Linked DNA regions of Homo sapiens: region 1 is linked to region 2. A link is a contact called in ENCODE Hi-C or POLR2A ChIA-PET data. All regions are on one chromosome and are shown on one strand. The core of a region is the stretch at or near the end of the contact, and the rest is flanking DNA. Distances in the headings are between cores, read along the strand shown.

Evidence for each region. A loop is a pair of places that touch in the nucleus more often than their neighbours do. ChIA-PET counts read pairs that join two places held with the same protein, here RNA polymerase II (POLR2A). Pooled maps may share reads with other maps.
Region 1: a map of posterior vena cava shows a loop between it and region 2 (11-fold over the local background). The contact joins the enhancer-like site here to the promoter of SERHL2 in region 2. A Hi-C loop is called at or near these places in 1 of 168 maps with a recorded cell type or tissue (posterior vena cava), 1 of 37 single-sample maps with no recorded cell type and 5 of 50 pooled maps. POLR2A ChIA-PET finds 5 or more read pairs at or near these places in 14 of 52 experiments (A673, H1, HEK293T and 9 more).

What each region holds. Positions count from the first base shown.
Region 1 is chr22:42,595,004-42,597,878 of GRCh38, reverse strand. It overlaps POLDIP3 (DNA polymerase delta interacting protein 3), which reads left to right. Exons shown (of 9, transcript NM_032311.5): 5 at 1,514-1,693; 6 at 2,265-2,342. Among named protein-coding and RNA genes, the nearest start is that of POLDIP3, 18 kb to the left of the region's middle. Within about 2 kb of position 1,323, at least 3 of the 41 ENCODE cell types and tissues checked have a DNase peak (open chromatin) inside an H3K27ac peak, as active enhancers do.
Region 2 is chr22:42,552,706-42,555,413 of GRCh38, reverse strand. It overlaps SERHL2 (serine hydrolase like 2), which reads right to left and starts at 1,458. Exons shown (of 12, transcript NM_014509.5): 1 at 1,372-1,458; 2 at 327-476; 3 at 69-182. The coding sequence starts at 1,393. RefSeq lists a silencer at 1,516-1,915.

The sequences.
Region 1 (2,875 bases), core at 74-2,573, 43 kb before region 2:
GAACCCCGAGGTGGAGGTTGCAGTGAGCCAAGATTGCGCCACTGCACTCCAGCCTGGGTGACAGGGCGAGACTCCGTCTCAAAAAAAAAAAAAAAAAAGAGGTCGTGAAGCTGAATGATGCCAGTTTGTTTCTTTACAAAGGGACCAGGCCTTTCCAGTAATTAGACTGCTCAAGTCTGCTATCAAGGGAACTATCAGCTTGCTCAGTGAGTCTCTATCCCTATTTGATACCCTAATTGAATAAATGCCATATTTATACTCATGCGTCTTGTACCCTGTGAGATGGGTACTGTTGATTACCCTCGTTGATGGATGAGGGACAGGCATGGAGAGGTGAAATAAGCCTGTTCAACATCACCCAGCTGATGAGAAGCAGTGGATCTAGGAATGGAGCCCGAGCAGTCTCGCTCTCAGGGCCCTGTGTGGAGTCACTGTGCTGTCCCAGCTCTGGAGACGCAGAATTCCACATGAGGAATGTGGAATTCAGCATGGGGATGACGCTGCTTCACCCAGACTTGGAGGAGCGTGGTGAATTGCCCGTGCCCATGCTCTGATGTGCCTCTCTGGCCGCTGCGTTCCTCCTTTCTCCCTGCCCTGGGTCAGTGCCTGTAAACACTGCCCTAAATCAGCAGGGCCCCCGTCACTTCTGCTTTATGCACCTTTTTCCTCAGACACATTAATACAGGGGAGTTTTGTTTCCAAGGGACCACATCCAGATGGAGGGGCTGTTTTTGGTGATCTGCACTGCCAAATGCCCGAGTGTCCCTGACAGTCGGAGCTGATGAGGCCAAGGCTGTGTGTGGTTCCTCTGGATGGCCAGAAGAGGAACCAAAACACTGAATTCTGGGCCTTCTTAAGAGTGGTGATCAGCACATTGTGATAGAAGCATATCTGGGAATGAACTTGGCCTCAAGCTTTTGGCCTTTTAATTTTTTTTTTTGTAAGCAAAAGCAGCTTTATTAAGAAAACAAAGGAATAAAAGAATGGCTACTCCACAGGCAGAGCAGCTCTTTTACATTTTTTATAGAGATGAGGTCTCACTGTGTTGCCCAGGTTGGTCTTGAACTCCTGGCCTCAAGCAGTCCTCTCACCTCAGCCTCCCAAAGTGCTGGGATGGCAGATGTGATCCACTATGCCTGGCCAAGCTTTTGGCCTTCTGACCAGCCTCATATTGTAGAATTTTTAGAAAGTCTAAGTGGTGTGGGTGAGCCTGTGGCTCCTGGGTAATTTTCCAGGTCAGGGCTGTATGGAAGCTTCCTGCCAAGAGCTTCTAGCACTGTGGGGAGTGGCTTCTGTGAGTGCGCGTTCAGGCTGTGTGTTTTTCTCTCCCCCTGCCCCTTCCCTATGGGATGTCACTGGCAGCCGGCAGCCTTTTTGGCTCCAGACCTCTAATAGAATTAGAGAGCTGGGAGGCATCGAGGGTTCATGCTCTCAGCAAGTTGTCAACCTCTTGGGGCTTCTTCAGAACATTGCAGGTCTGGCTTCTCAGATTCTTTTCTGTCTCTTCGTTTAGGCTGGGCTAAGCAGTTCCAAGCTTTCCATGTCCAAGGCCCTCCCTCTCACCAAAGTGGTTCAGAATGATGCATACACAGCTCCTGCTCTCCCTTCCTCTATTCGAACAAAAGCCTTGACCAACATGTCCCGGACACTGGTGAACAAGGAAGAACCCCCCAAAGAGCTGCCAGCTGCTGAGGTGAGGTGATGGTGGTGACTGCAGCAGTTGGGGTCAGGAGGGCTGTATGCTTATATGTACCTCATTGTGTTCCCCACAACGCCTTTGTGAGGTGGGCATTGCCACCCCCATTCTACAGATGAGCAAACCAAGACCTAGGGACTCTTACCCTCAAAGACCTTGCAGGCTAGTGGGGACGGCAGACCTGCTGAGAGATTGCGGTATCTGGTGATATGTTAGACTCTCTCAGAAGAAAGCTATTAGGAGGGCTGAGGACAGATTATCTCATTCCAGTTGGGAAGTCTGGGAAAAAGGGCTCTTTTAGCTGAGTGGGTCTGGAAGCATGAGTAGCCTTCCAGGTAGAGGCTCAGGGCCTGAGAGGCTTGCGTATTTGGGAGATGGGAGAGGGTCCATGCTTTTAGCATAGAGTGATGGGGGGTGTAGTGGACACTGAAGTTCAGGGGGCCCATTTGTGGTAACTCTCCATGGAGCTTTCCTCTGGGCCTTCCTAGTCACGTGCCTGGAGGAATTTCTGTTGTGGGAATGCTTATCAGCCATCTGGCTTCTGGTAATGCTCTTGTCTGTGTGGCAGCCTGTTCTCAGCCCATTGGAAGGCACCAAGATGACTGTGAATAATCTGCACCCTCGAGTCACTGAGGAGGACATTGTTGTAAGTACTGTGACCTACCAAACATTTAAATCTCAAACTGCCTCTGTGGCAAAGGTCTCTTAAGACCCACCCTCAGGTTTGATGACTGCTAGGACTCACCAGACTCAGCATATAGTCACGCTCAGGGCTGAGACTAATGACAGCAAAAGGATGCAGAGCAAATGGCTCATGGGGTGAAGTCGGGGGGAAACGAGGCACAAGCCTCCAGAGGCCCCTCCCAGCAGAGTCGCACAGGATGCTGGGTGCAACTCGCAGCAAGTTGTGACAATACATGTGACACCAGGGAAGCTCATTAAAGACTCAGTACCCAAAGGTTTTACTGGGGGCTGGTCACTTCGGCATTCTCTGTGTAGCATGTACTAAAATTCCAGACTCCCAGAGGGAAAGCAGCTGTTGAGCAGAAACCATGTTGTTTGCACAGTCCAGGCACAGTGAACTGTGGGGTGGCAGGAGCCCTCCTGAGATCCGAGTTCTCAGATGCCAGCCAAGGGCCACCCCTGGAATCGGACCTTTCAAACAATAGCAGTCAGCCC
Region 2 (2,708 bases), core at 209-2,708:
TCCAGTGATAAGAGGGGGTGCCCTAGAGCACCCCCCACACCGCCGAAAATACACACTCTGTTTCTTACCTGCCACAACTCTTCGGATCTCACTCACAAAAGTCTGGAGGTAATATGGGACACCTGGGCTGTAATGGGACGAGAGCCCATGACCTCCGAAATCCATGGCAACGTAATAAAAGTCTGAAACAGAGAGAAGCGGGTTGGAGGGTAGGAAGAGGTGTCTATGCCAGCTGTCTCCCCGCCCTCCTCATTCCCCTGCAGACCTCCCCCCTCACCTTCCTGCCCACTTTCCCCCTGGCCTTCCCTTCAGCCCCAGCCTCACACCTTGCGGGAGAAGAGGGATGAGTCTGTCGAAGGAGCTGGCATTGTCCAGCCAGCCGTGCAGGCAGAGAACTGGAGGGCCCTGCAGGGAGCCCCAGGCTTTGGCTGCGATGTGGCCCCAGGGCACAGCCAGCTTCAGCTCTGAGATCAGACCTGAAAGACACAGCCGGGTCTTTCATTCCTTCATTCATTCACCCATGAAGCTGGTGCTCCCTGAGCCCCTTATCTCTGCCTGATGTGCTTGAGCCAGGGGCTCATGTCCAGAGGGACTCAGACCCTTAGCTGCCCCAGAAGGTTATGGGGAGAGAGTCAGACATGGGAGTGGAGACTCCCAGAGGAGGGACAGAGAAGTTAAGCCGGAAAAAGCTGTGACAGGCCTCAGAGCATGCACCCCATTTAAACTGGGGCAGAACCTTCTAGAATGTGCTGGGGCGGGGGCGCTGGTCAGGCCTGGACCCCATCACTTGCTGGCTGGGTAACCTTGGAGAAGTTACTAAAACGTCTTGAGCCTGTTTCCTTTCCTGTAAAACCGGAGTAAAGAAACAGCCCGTTTCCTAAGCCTTTCCCAAAGGCCAGAGGGGTGCCAAACCCTCATACACGCAGCAGGTGGGACCACTGTCACTCTCCCTCCACAGAGCAGGAAACTGAGGCACTGGGAGCTGCAGTACATGCCCAAGGTCACACTGGGCGACAAGGGCGGAGTGGAAATTTAGGGCAGGCGGTGGGACTCCAGGAACCCCCACCGCCCCCACATCTGGCAGCCTCCTCCGTCTCTGCAAGGCTGGAGACTTGCGCACCCCCGACACCCACGCGCACGCTCGGCTAACTCAGGGGCTCCTGGAACCCTGGGAGGCCACGTGCGGCCGTGTCCCGGGTCCCCCAACTCCTGGCCGGTCGCGCTCTCATGCCCCGGGACTGCCGAGGAAGGAGCTGCGACACCCAGGAGGGCGACGCGGTCGGCGAACCCTCCACTCCATCCCGCCCTCTTCTACTGTCCCAACCAGGTGGGTGGGCAGTGGGACGCTCGCACAAGGCCTCCCCGTCAGACCTGGTGCGGCGTTCTCACTCATCGCTCTCGTCCCGCGAATGCGCTGCTGTCACTCCCTCACGCCTGGCTAGGTCGCAGGAGCAGAGTGACGCCCGCAATTCCGGGCCCTATCTCCAAGCTGTCCTGCCCCGCCCTACCCCAGGCAGGCCCCGCAACTCCAGCAGTCCCCGCCCCCACTCAGAAGGCCCCGCCTTCCCACCGCCCTGCCCGAGCCCCGGCGGGCCCTGCTCCCACAGCCGCGGGCTCCACCCCAGGAAGGTCCACCCCCACCGCCAGGCCGCGCCCCCACCCGCCAGGCCCGGCCTTCCCGCCACACTGTCCGCGCCCACCGGCTTGGAACCCAGCAGGGCGCCAACCCCCGGGCAGTCCTGATGGCCGCCCCCACGTCCGCGCGGGACCAGACCCGGGGAGCAACCACAGCGAGTTGGGCCTCTGAATGCTCGCTGGCCCGCGCCGCAGGGCTGAAGGCTACCCTTTGTTTAGTGGCTTACTAGCCCCCTTGACGGACAGCCTGCGTCCACCGTGTCCCCACCGTGTCCTGGGATTCTCAGCAGAGCCTGGCACAAGCCAGTCTTAATAATTGTTGTACAGGCCGGGCGCGGTGGCTCACGCCTGTAATCCCAGCATTTTGGGAGGCCAAGGTGGGCGGATCACAAGGTCAGGAGATCGAGACCATCCTGGTTAACATGGTGAAACCCCGTCTCTACTAAAAATACGAAAAATTAGCCGGGCGAGGTGGTGGGCGCCTGTAGTCCCAGCTACTCTGGAGGCTGAGGCCGGAGAATGGCGTGAACCCGGGGGAGCGGAGCCAGCAGTGAGCCGAGATCGCACCACTGCACTCCAGCCTGGGCGACAGCGAGAGTCCGTCTCAAAAAAAAAAAAATTGTACAGGTGAACAAATGAATGTATAAATTGGGGACGTGGAGGAACCCTCCAGGTGAGGGATTATAAACAATATCTGCCTGGAAAGGATCGAAAACCCCAAGTTATGAAGAGGATGTTTGGGGTGAGCAGATTCATGCACTAAATCCTACAATGAAAGAGGGAAAGTGCACCCTTTGAGTCTGAAACAGTGGCAAGTCTAGGACAAATAAGAACAAGTACTGGTAGTGAATTCTCTTTTTTTTTTTTTTTTTTTTTTTTGAAACAGAGTCTCGCTTTGTAGCCCAGGCTGGAGTGCCGTAGCGCGATCTCGGCTCACTTAAACCTCCGCCTCCCGGATTCACGCCATTCTCCTGCCTCAGCCTCCCGAGTAGCTGGGACTACGGGCACCCACCACCACACCCGGCTAATTTTTCTTGTATTTTTTTTAGTAGAGACGGAGTTTCACCGTGTTA